Linked DNA regions of Homo sapiens: region 2 is linked to region 1. Evidence: chromatin loops called from intact Hi-C (ENCODE). Cell type or tissue: PC-3. All regions are shown on one strand. Each heading gives the region's core, and the rest is flanking DNA. Links, peaks and the distances in the headings are about the cores only. Region 1 overlaps ATP8A2 (ATPase phospholipid transporting 8A2). Region 2 overlaps ATP8A2 (ATPase phospholipid transporting 8A2).

Region 1 (5,379 bases), core at 325-5,324:
AGATAAAGTACTTCTGTTTTTTAATATAGCAAAAGAGATTATTATGATAGAGAATAATTATATAAATTAGGATTTTAGGCTAAGAAAAATGGTCTTCTGTTGGAGTGGATGGTTGTGGTTTTCACTTGTTAGTTGTCTGGTGTTATTTTACATAGGCTTTTTCAAAATTTGTTTTATGTCAATTTCTGTCAATTTTCTTAGTGAAACACTGTTTCTAGACTTCCACTTATACTAATTGCACCTTGATTGGATTATTTGCTGATTTGTTTTTTGGGTTTTTTGTTGTTGTTGGAGGTAAGAGTAAGAGGAAAAACTACTTCCAGCACATGAATGGAAAAGAATCACTTTGCTGTTTGACGTTGCTTGAGGAGACAATGTTTGTGACAGTTGCATGTATTCGTATGTTTGTAATTTATTCTTGTGAACAGCTGATACTGTTTTAGGGCATCAGGTCAGGATGAGCTAAATGTACAGTTCTAATCAATCAAGACAAATGATGGTACTATCACAATTCCATCTCCAGAGGCAGGCCCTCTCCACTGTAGCTCCCAGCTTCACCCAGGGACAAAGCTACAGAAAGGGAGGCATACTGACCCTGCCAAAGTTCCTTCTTCATTCCTGATTCATTCCATCTCCAAACCCACCTGTGTCCTGTGGCCCTCCTACTGCTTATCAAAACTGTTCCCATTATTGCTGCAATCTGATTCACATAGGCAAAATTGGCAGTAGCCATTGTGTGCAAAGCATTCCGTTGAATGTAGGGGCAATTTAAAAATGAAGACATAATCTTTTCCCTGTAGGAACTTACTATCTTATTTGTGTTATTCATATTCAGTGAGTAATAATTTCAGTGTGAATATGTAATATAATATAATAGGTTGATATATAAAGAAACCCCAGGCCGAGCACGGTGGCTCATGCCTGTAATCCCAGAACTTTGAGAGGCTGAGGTGGGCAAATCATGAGGTCAGGAGTTTGAGACCAGCCTGGCCAACATGGTGAAACCCCCTCTCTACTAAAAATACAAAAAAATTAGCTGGGCATGGTGGCGGGCATGTATAATCCCAGCTACTTGGGAGGCTGATGTAGGAGAATCGATTGAACCTGGGAGGTGGACGTTGCAGGCAGCCAAGATCACACCACTGCACTCCAACCCCAGATGACAGTGCAAGACTCCGTCTCAAAAAAAAACCCATATAGAATTTGACACATAGACAGTGGACTTGAAGGGAAGGGAGATAAATTCAAACAGGGACACGTCAGCCAAGACTTTCTTCTCTTCTTGTTTCTCTTCCCACCTCTGTCCTGAAGACCTTGAGAGGCCTTAAAGCCAGGAGCTGAGAGGGGAAGGGCACTCCCAGCCAGCACTAGCTCTCAGCCTGGATGGTGTCCTCACAGAGGCAGGGGGATGGTGCTCCAGGATAGCATGCAGCAGCAGCTCCTACTCCAGGTGTAGCAGCCAGGATAGGTTTTTTCACCTTTCATCCATCTTTATCATTTATTCAGTTTTCATGGTTATCTTGTGAAGCAGATGGCAATGGCGGTGTCCCCATATTATAAGCAGAAAACTGTGAATTGGAGGATTAGGTAACTGTTGGATTCTTTTTTTTTTTTTTTTTGAGACAGGGTCTTGCTCTTTCGTCCAGGCTGGAGTGAAGTGGTGTGGTTGTGGCTCCTCTGCTGGATTCTTACAGTGTTGGGAGCGGAAGCTGTGGTACCTGTGTTCTGTCTCCCACCCACGGCCCAGTTGCTCAGCAGAATTATGTGAAAGCTTCCAAATGTGTGTTTTGAAGAAATCAAAGAATGTAACAGAGTAGGTGAGGGTGTGGAGCCTGGAGCAAGAAGACACTTGCTTGTGTTTAGTCTTGTCTTGGCCACTTCTTAGGTTGTGACCTCGGGCATACTGTGTCAATCTTTCTGAGCTGGGTTTTCTTACCTGTAAAATGGAGAGAATAACAGCACCAATTTTGCAGAGTTGTGCTTAGGATTACAGCAGCCAATGCGTGGAAAGCACTTAGCCCAGTTACTGATGATCAAATGGTATGTGCGAAATCAGCACTTGCTGCTGCCCTATCATTATTATTACTGAATCCCATATTTTTGTTTTCAACTTAAAAGCATAGGCTTTGGCTTAAGGAACATTAGAAATCCTCCTCATTGGTCTCTTCACAGAGGAGGAAAAAGAGGACCAGGGAGGGGGTCTGTCTGGTTAAGAAGAGGCAGGGAGCCCCTGTACAGCCCATCCCTTGAATCCTGCTCGCTCAGCGCATTCGTTCCCCACCCTTCCCCCTCATTAATATGTTCACACATTGCCAACGCCTGAGTTCTTTTCTCCTTCCCCACAGCATACACTAAACCTCTAGGGAGACAATACACCTACTCTCCAGGAGATGGAGTGGTGGGAGGAGGGAGGAATTTTCCAAATAGCCCACAGGATCATGAAGGCTTTTCCTCACATGTTGGTTTTTATCACCTCGGACCATTGGTCACAGAATCTGGTCTGGACCTTGTGCCACTGTGGGAGGATGGCCATAGGAGAAAAAGAAAAAGCATCGCTCCCTGTGGCTCCAGTGGACACACGCGTGCTTTCCTCACCTTTCTATCACCAGAGCCCCAAGACCTAGCATGCACTTGCCACTGTGCCCTGGAAGCTGAGTCACTCTCATCTAAGTGGATGGCAGGTCATTTTGTTACATGGTTTGGGGAAAAGATTACAACACCAAAGTTGTCACTACTTTAAATTCTATCCATGTGCCAGTTCAGTGTAACGATATACTATGTGTGTGTGTGTGTGTGTGTGCACACGCACTTAGAAGAGAGGGTGTTCTCTGCCAAGCTGCTTGCTACTCCACTGCCTTAACCTCTCTCTCTATCACACTCAGTCGCAGTTGGGTTGATGACTCCCATATTCGGCTGAGAAGTGAGTGTAATTGTAAGGCACAGGCATGATATTTCAAGACCTTTACAGCATGAGAAGTAAAATCCTTTTCTCAGTCAGCTGAGAGCCCCTGTTATATGTGTTCCTGACCCCCAAACCCCTCATTTCTCAAGTTTCATGGCTGGAACTTTCTTCATTCTCAACTCCCCCTTTGGTACCCTCCCAATCCAAGCGGTTGTGTGTCTGGCTCACTCTGGCCTTTATCTCCTTTCTGAGCTCAGTGACTAGCTCTATTCTGAAGGCACAGGGTCCTGCTGGCTCCATGCTGCAGCTTCCAGCCCAGGTGAGTGAGGCAGTTGTTGGAGGTATTGACCCCACCCATGAAGCCACCACAATGCCATACTTGATGTTTAGGTTGCCGCTGTTAACCTCCAAAAGGAGATAACCTGATAAACATGGCTGTCCTCATGTTAATTTACTCTTTACTGAATAGCTACCAGGTGGAGTCAAAAGTTGGGATTTGGCTTCTCTGAACAGGGGATGTAATAAACTCATAGCCTTAATCTTTCACCCCTTTTGATCAAAAACTGCAAGATGATCATTACTCATTTCATATGATAAGTGTGTCCTTGAACATGAAATGGAAACAATTGAGGAGGAGAAAGAAAAAAGAGCTGTGTTTTAAGTCCAAAAAACCATTGCAAAAACATGGGCAATTAAGCAAATATTTGTTTATTACCTATTGTGTATGATGCTAAAGGTCTAAAGAGGAGTAAAACAAGTCCCTAACACCAAGTAGCTTGTAGCCTAATTATGGAGACAGAAGCACATAGCCAACCACATTTCAGATCAGACTTTGTCCAAGGAAGTGCTATTATGATGGTATTAATCAATTAGAAAAGCAAGTTGCAAAATAACCTTTACATTAGATTATGTCAACTACTATTATAATTAGTTATAAAAATGTGTTTCTTCTATGGATACACAATGTCTTGGGGCTCATGTCCTCTCTATAGGCAGGCCCCCATGTACCTATATTCATCCACCTGCCACCACCACCACATCTATCTGAAATCCGTTTGTCCATCTTTTCTCTGCCATTCACCAGGACATTAGCAGACATATAGAATCACTGGAAGTCATTTTCATGTTCCATTTTTGGAATGGTAGAATGCCACTCCTGTTTTTTTAAAACAGTTTTACACATATAACCATGAAAAAGTAAAGCATTATTATTTCCCGCTATTGAGATCTAGAATAAGTGGCTTGTTAAACAGTCTTTGGGTTTTAGAAGGTGTGTATGCTACTTGGAAGAAAGAGCTTTGTGTAAATTACCTCCTTTCCCACCCAAGAAATTCCACTTCCAAATTAAGAAAGAGAGAGAAAGAGAGAGAGAAAGGAAAGAAGGAAGGGGGGAGAGAGAGAAAGGGAAAGAAAGAGAAAGAGGAAGAGAGAAGTATTAATCTGCAAACTACCTGCCTGAGTGTGAAGCACACATGGTGTTGGCCATTGCTGTCCCTGTGGCTCTGGGGTCTCTTAATTGCTTGGATTAGGACTGAGGTGAAGGTCAGAACTGGATAGCCTACCCACTATTTCCAGAGTGCAGGAAGTTACAGTTTGGTGTAGATATGGGATTGGTAATCAGATGACCTTTTGTTCTGTGCACAGGTGATGGGTGAAGGGCAGACCTAATTAAAACCATCCAATATATTAAGCATCTCCGTTGTCATTAATTTTCAGCCGTGCATGAGCTCACGATGCCTGGTCCTGCAGGAGTCACAAGTTTGCTCTGAAATGTCAAAACTCAAACACTTCTCAGCTTTCCTCTCAGTTCTGATTCCTATTCCCACCTTCCCCACAGCAGAGGTCAGGCACACTATTTTGAAATACTAGTAAAATGTGCAGTGGGGAACAATACATGTATGTTAACTTTGAGGAAGCCAGACGCTCCTGAGAGGGTCTTGGGGGCCTTAATAAAGCATTTCAAGGAAGCAGAGTATCAAATTAATGCTTTTTGTGCTAAAAACATTAAGGTATTTAGATGTGTTATTCTAATCCCTGTTTCAGCATGGGAACAGAAGGATCTAATATCTTTTATTTAAATCCCAGCCTTCCTAGACTGCTCCATTCTTTTCAGTCTAGTACAGGAAGAGACAGACTATAACCGGTTGATTTCAGTGACTATAAAACTGTATATAATTCACAACATACAACCCATTCAACTTTTACATGAAATGCGCTTGCCCAGATCTTAATACATTCCACATCATTTAGTAGAGATGTCAGGTTTTCAGAAGCTAGACTCCTGTCAGAATGCCACTTTAATTGTTCTGTTTTTGTGGACATGCGATAAAATTGTCACAGACGCAAGTACCGATGCATAAATTCTGAACCCCCAAGCAAAGTATCCTTATTTCAAAGTGAGCCCTTTCTCAGTTGTGGAGTAAACCGATCTTGAGCAGACAGGGTGTCCTCCTGTTTTTCTGAGAGCCCCTCTGCAA
Region 2 (5,379 bases), core at 129-5,128, 130 kb after region 1:
TGGCACTTCCCAGCAGCTTCCTTGGGAAGATAGAGGATGTTGTGATCGCCTGGTCTGGGACAGTGATGAGCTTTCTCCCTCCTGATCCTCTGTCAGATGCAGGCAGTCCCCGCTGCTCTGAGCTCTTCAACTGTTACTCTAACCTTGGCCTGAGACTCTCCTAAGCATGCTTTGAAAAGTAAAATTCGTGAGAATGGGGCCCAAACATGAGAGCACCTGGGTGAACAGAGTTTGATTTCATTGCCCCTGCGGCTTCTCCTGCCCCACTCAGGCACTTGCCCTCCTCCCACGAGCCATCCCAGATCCCTGGGGCCCTTCTGCATCACCTCTGACGAGTCCACTCTTGTCCCCTCTCCTGGCCTCTGCCGACTGTTGACTCTGCAGGGAACACAGGAACTCTCTACAGAGATGTAAGGGGCTTGATGCTGTGCCCTTGCCTGCATGGCCTTCCTGTTACTTTGTGGCAGGGCCCACTATCCTGAGCTGGCCTCCATGTCCTGGTCTGCCCAGGGCTCGCTTCCTCTCTCCAGCCTGAGAGTCAGTCTCCTTTCTCCGCTTGCTTTTTTTTTTTTTTTTTTTTTTTTGAGGTGGAGTCTTGCTCTTGTCACCCAGGCTGGAGTGCAGTGGTGCGATCTTAGCTCACTGCAACCTCCGCCTCCTGGGTTCAAGCAATTCTCTTGCCTCAGTACCCCAAGTAGCTGGGACTACAGGTGCCCACCAGCATGCCTGGCTAATTTTTGTATCATTAGTAGAGATGGCGTTTCACCATGTTGGCCAGGCTGGTCTCGAACTCCTGACCTCAGGTGATCCATCTGCCTCGGCCTCCCAAAGTGCTGGGATTACAGGCATGAGCCACCGCACCAAGCCCGCTTGCTTCTTTTCTCTAATGTCTCTTTTCCTGACCCTGGCCCTCTCTCCTTCTTTTGGGGTGGCTGGCATGCTTCTCACAGAGGCCATCGTAAAGGCTGGGGAGGAGGGCTGGAGCCTGCTGGGGTAATAGTGCCTGTCCTGCCCAGCTCATCTGCAGAGCCCCCGGGGTTGGCGACTGCAGCAGTCTCAGCACATCAGTCCCGAACCAGAGAAATTGCAGTGTCCTGCTGTTTTTCATTATGCTATTTTCTTCCTATTTATTCTATGGTCTTGTTTCTCTTAGAATTAAACAATCAGAAACTGATATGAGGGGAATTCAATCAGAGCAGGGTATTTGTGGAGCCAGGGCATTTCTCCTCTTTGACACAGCCACATGGCTTGTTTTCATGCATTACTCCTTAATAATGTGTTTATTTATCTAGACTCACACGATTCTCTCTTGCCCTGGGTAATCCACTATTAACCGTTAATAACCAGGATCCCTAGTGAAGGAAGGGATTTTTCAAAGAAAAGCAAAGGGAATTGCAGGTTTGAAATTCTAGAGAGAATTTCGGTGGGGGTGAGAATACACCCTCACTGAAGAGAATGTGGGAAAATAACTGAGAGTGCTCTTCAAGAGGCAGATGTTGTACTTCTGCTGATGCTCCACTGTATTCAAGCTGCATTTTGTTTGAAAGAAGCTTTTCCTCCAAGAATATTACAGTAGTTAGTTCTGAAATTGACAAGCAATGTTATATCACGTCTTGGATAAAGTATATATATTTATGTATCTGTAACTAATGAATACTGACATTAAGCTTTCCAAATTACTTAATAGGACACCTGTCCCTCCCAAAAGAAAAGTTGGAATGTCGGGGTGGTGATGGTGGAATAGCGTATTTGTTGCTGGGATGAGGTCATAAAGCTAACTTAACTCTTGTTCTGAAAGAGTCTCAGTGTGGAAACGGTGGCACTTGCCCTGGCTGGGTTTGACTGTGTGAGTTTTGTGTTTTGTAATTAGAAGGGAGGTGTGCCTCTGCTTTATGGACAATGCCTGGCAAATGCTGCCCTCCCTATTTTTGTCGCATCTGCAAGTGTGGTATGCATCTTGTAAACAGGTCACTAATTCCAGGCTAGGGGCTGGAAGGCAGCTATAATCTCGCTCACGTGGTTTCACCCGCTCCATGTGCGCTGGATGCCGACAGCACGAGGGGAAGCCTCTGAGAGCGCGGCTTCGTGGGGCAGAGCATCTCCCAGGCCCACTCCATGGAAATCTCTTCCAAGTGGCAGCCCAGAGCCTCTTCGTGCCATCTGATAGCTGTTCCATAGCGTATAGGAAAACAGCTGAGACTCAGGGCCTTCTCCAGAGGGAGCGCCAGAGATTACTGCCAGGAGAGTGGGAAATGGTGAGAAAAACATGAGGTGGCTTCCACTCTGCAAGCCCTTAGTACTACATAGGCTTTATTTACATGGTATTGCTGGTTGCTCATTGTAGGGTCAAATTTATGAAGAAAGGGGTAATCAGCTCAGGCACATTGACAACAGCTGGTCTGCTAGCTGACCCAGAACACTTTTCCATATACCAGCCAACAATGCATAATGTCTAAGTAGGCTCTATAAACATCCATGCTGTGTGACTCATTTGTGTAAAGTTCCAGAGCTTGCAAAACTAATTTATGGTGTTGGAGGTCAGGAGCGTGGGTATGCCTGGGTGGAACAGAGGATGAGTAAGAAATGGAAGAGGTGTGAGGAGGCTTCTGCTAAGTGTCTGGGGTTTTTTCAAATCTAAGTTCTGTCCATGGGTATTCATTTTGTGAAAATGGAAAGTCACTTGAGATGCACACATGTGATCTGTGCACTTTATGTATGAATATTCTACTTCTATAAAAAGTTTACACTAAAGGTATGACATCAGATCATAAGGAAAAACTTCCTTCCTCAGTCCAACTCTTTTTTTTTTTAAGACAGAGTTTTGCTGTTGTTGCCCAGACTGAAGTGCAGTGGCGCGATCTTGGCTCACTGAAACCTCTGCCTCCTGGGTTCAAGCGATTCTCTTGCCTCAGCCTCTCAAGTAGCTGGGATTACAGGCGTCGGCCACCATGCCCGGCTAATTTTTGTGTTTTTAGTAGAGACGGGTTTCACCATCTTGGCCAGGCTGGTCTTGAGCTCCTGACTTCGTGATCTTCCCGCCTCGGCCTCCCAAAGTGTTGGGATTACAGGCGTGAGCCACAGCGCCAGGCCCCTCAGTCCAACTTTTATTATTAATAAATTCAGACAAGAGAGGAAAGGAAGACAACAAATGTTAATACTATGTGTCTTCTACATGCAGGCCCTGAGCCAGGTGCTTTCTTTACATCCACCCTGTGAGCCATTTAGCTTTTAATCACTTCTTATTAAGTTTTGATTTGTCTATTGAGGATTCCCAGTTTGTTTGTGTTTTTTTTTAGTTTGATTCTTTTAACAGACCAATGATCATATCAATATGTTTTTGAATCTCAATGGAATACTTTTGAATAAATGCTTCTGTGGGCTGCTTATCCAATGAATAATCTAGAAATTCATTTCAACACACTAACATGGATATCACCACCATTTGAGTGACTTTTGAGGTCGTGGAAGTTGATGGCACTGCCCATGGAGAGTAGGCAAGGAGGCAGAAAGGAAAGAACCCAGACCCCCCCCCCGCCCCACCCCCAGAGAACACTGGCATTTGCAGGACGAATAAACAGCCTTCTGCTTAACAAGGGTAGCACAGCACAGGCCAGCTAGACAGAGGTTCATGATCGCTCTGTAAGGATGCTTGGATAATTCAATCTTGTTTTCACTTTATAAAAGTGAAATAGCTTTGGGCTGTTGTGAAATTCTCTGTCTGAAATTTTAGGTTAGGACCCAAACAATAACCTGATGTGAATTTAGTAGCACTGCACTTGTCCTCCTTAAACAACTTTATCTAAAAGATGCCTATAAATATTTTGTATAAAACTTCCGGAATTGGCTGATAAGGGGACTTTCCTTTTTCTTCTGCGTCAAGTTCAGAAAAAGCTAAAAGCAAAAAAGGAAGCAACCAAATATGGGCAGTATGCAGTAACTAATGAAGTGAGTGATGTGGCTTGGAATATACAATGTGCTCAAATGTTTTACCGCTGGGTTCAACCCAGTTAGTATATAGAAGTTTGTAGAGTTCAGCCGGGTGTGGTGGCTCACACCTGTAATCCCAGCATTTTGGGAGGCCAAGGTGGGCTATCACCTGAGGTCAGGAGTTAGAGACCAGCCTGACCAACATGGAGAAACCCCATCTCTACTAAAAATTCAAAATTAGCCAAGCATGGTGGCGCATGTCTGTAATTCCAGCTACTTGGGAGGCTGAGGCAGCAGAATCATTTGAACCTGGGAGGCGGAGGTTGCGATGAGTCAAGATCGCACCATTGCGCTCCAGCCTGGGCGACAAGACGGAAACTCTTGTCTCAAGAAATAAAACTGTAGAGTTCATGGGGTCATTTGTATAGAAGGAAATTTTATTGAAATCACTAGTTTTTTTTCTTTTATGTATGTGAAAATACTATTTCTGAAGTTCTCTTCTCTTCGTCACCTAAATATGGCAATTTTTTCCTACAATCTGTCAACGACTATGCCAAGAAGCAAACAATGTGAGTTCTACCACATAAGAGAAACTTCCTTTATACATTCTCCACAAAAGATTTCAATGTTATTTCGTATACCATCTTCAGACAGTAATTTATTTGTTTTACTATTTTTGCTGTTGTTGCTTCAGGCCTGATCATTTTCCCCATTTCCTAATAGGAACCAATTTCCTGTTAATTGCTATTAAATTTGTTTGCTCATCCTTTGTCATATATATATATATATATATATATATATAAAATTTAAATGATTTTAAAAAATAATATATGGTCAAAAATCCTTGTATTGAAAGGATTGAAAATCCCCTAGGTGAAGGTTTGTATTAATACTTTTTGTTTAAATCACCTTCTTTTTTATCTATTTCTGAGCTATAGAACTCTTGAAGAAATAATTTCACTGTTCTTAAGAAAAACTCAGAGATGTGGTTTGGTCATAACCCTATTCACACTTGCTTGAGGCCCATTGGTGGATTAATGCTCTCCTTAAGAAGCATGATTATCTGAGGCTTGGTATAGGTTTTCAGGCACCTTAGCTCTTTTCCTGTTAGATGTCAGTATCATGGCTGCATCCTCCTTCCCCAGTGCATGACCACTCCTTGACCTTCACGGTGGTCAGTCTCCAGCAGCACTTACCTCCTGCCTATTTGTTCCTTCTAGAAATTCTTGCTGTTTTTTGCTTCTGAAGCATAATTCCTTCCTAGCTCCCTTGACTGTGACTTTGCCACTATTTCATTGCTTCATTCTCCTCCATGGCCCATTCCTTAAATGTAATTGGTCTGAAGGTTTTTTTTCCTCAGATACTTTTTTAAATTTTTTAACACTTTTTAAACTTTAAAAACAAATTTGGCCGGGCGCGGTGGTTCACGCCTGTAATCCCAGCACTTTGGAA

Evidence for each region. A loop is a pair of places that touch in the nucleus more often than their neighbours do. Peaks named below come from ENCODE experiments on the same cell type or tissue, not always from the same donor. Only the 100,000 strongest peaks of a DNase experiment are listed, where the experiment ranks them.
Region 2: a loop joins it to region 1, with 2.5 times the contacts of the local background. A loop is called at or near these places in 1 of 110 quality-filtered maps.

Annotation. Positions count from the first base shown.
Region 1 is chr13:25,754,726-25,760,104 of GRCh38, forward strand. The region is part of intron 25 of ATP8A2 (ATPase phospholipid transporting 8A2); the gene reads left to right. Among named protein-coding and RNA genes, the nearest start is that of SHISA2, 290 kb to the right of the region's middle. In PC-3, for the core only: a CTCF peak has its summit at 2,417; no DNase peak of the experiment used is centred there.
Region 2 is chr13:25,884,546-25,889,924 of GRCh38, forward strand. The region is part of intron 33 of ATP8A2 (ATPase phospholipid transporting 8A2); the gene reads left to right. Among named protein-coding and RNA genes, the nearest start is that of SHISA2, 160 kb to the right of the region's middle. In PC-3, for the core only: a CTCF peak has its summit at 2,245; a DNase peak (open chromatin) is centred at 2,466; H3K27ac peaks cover 1,378 bases.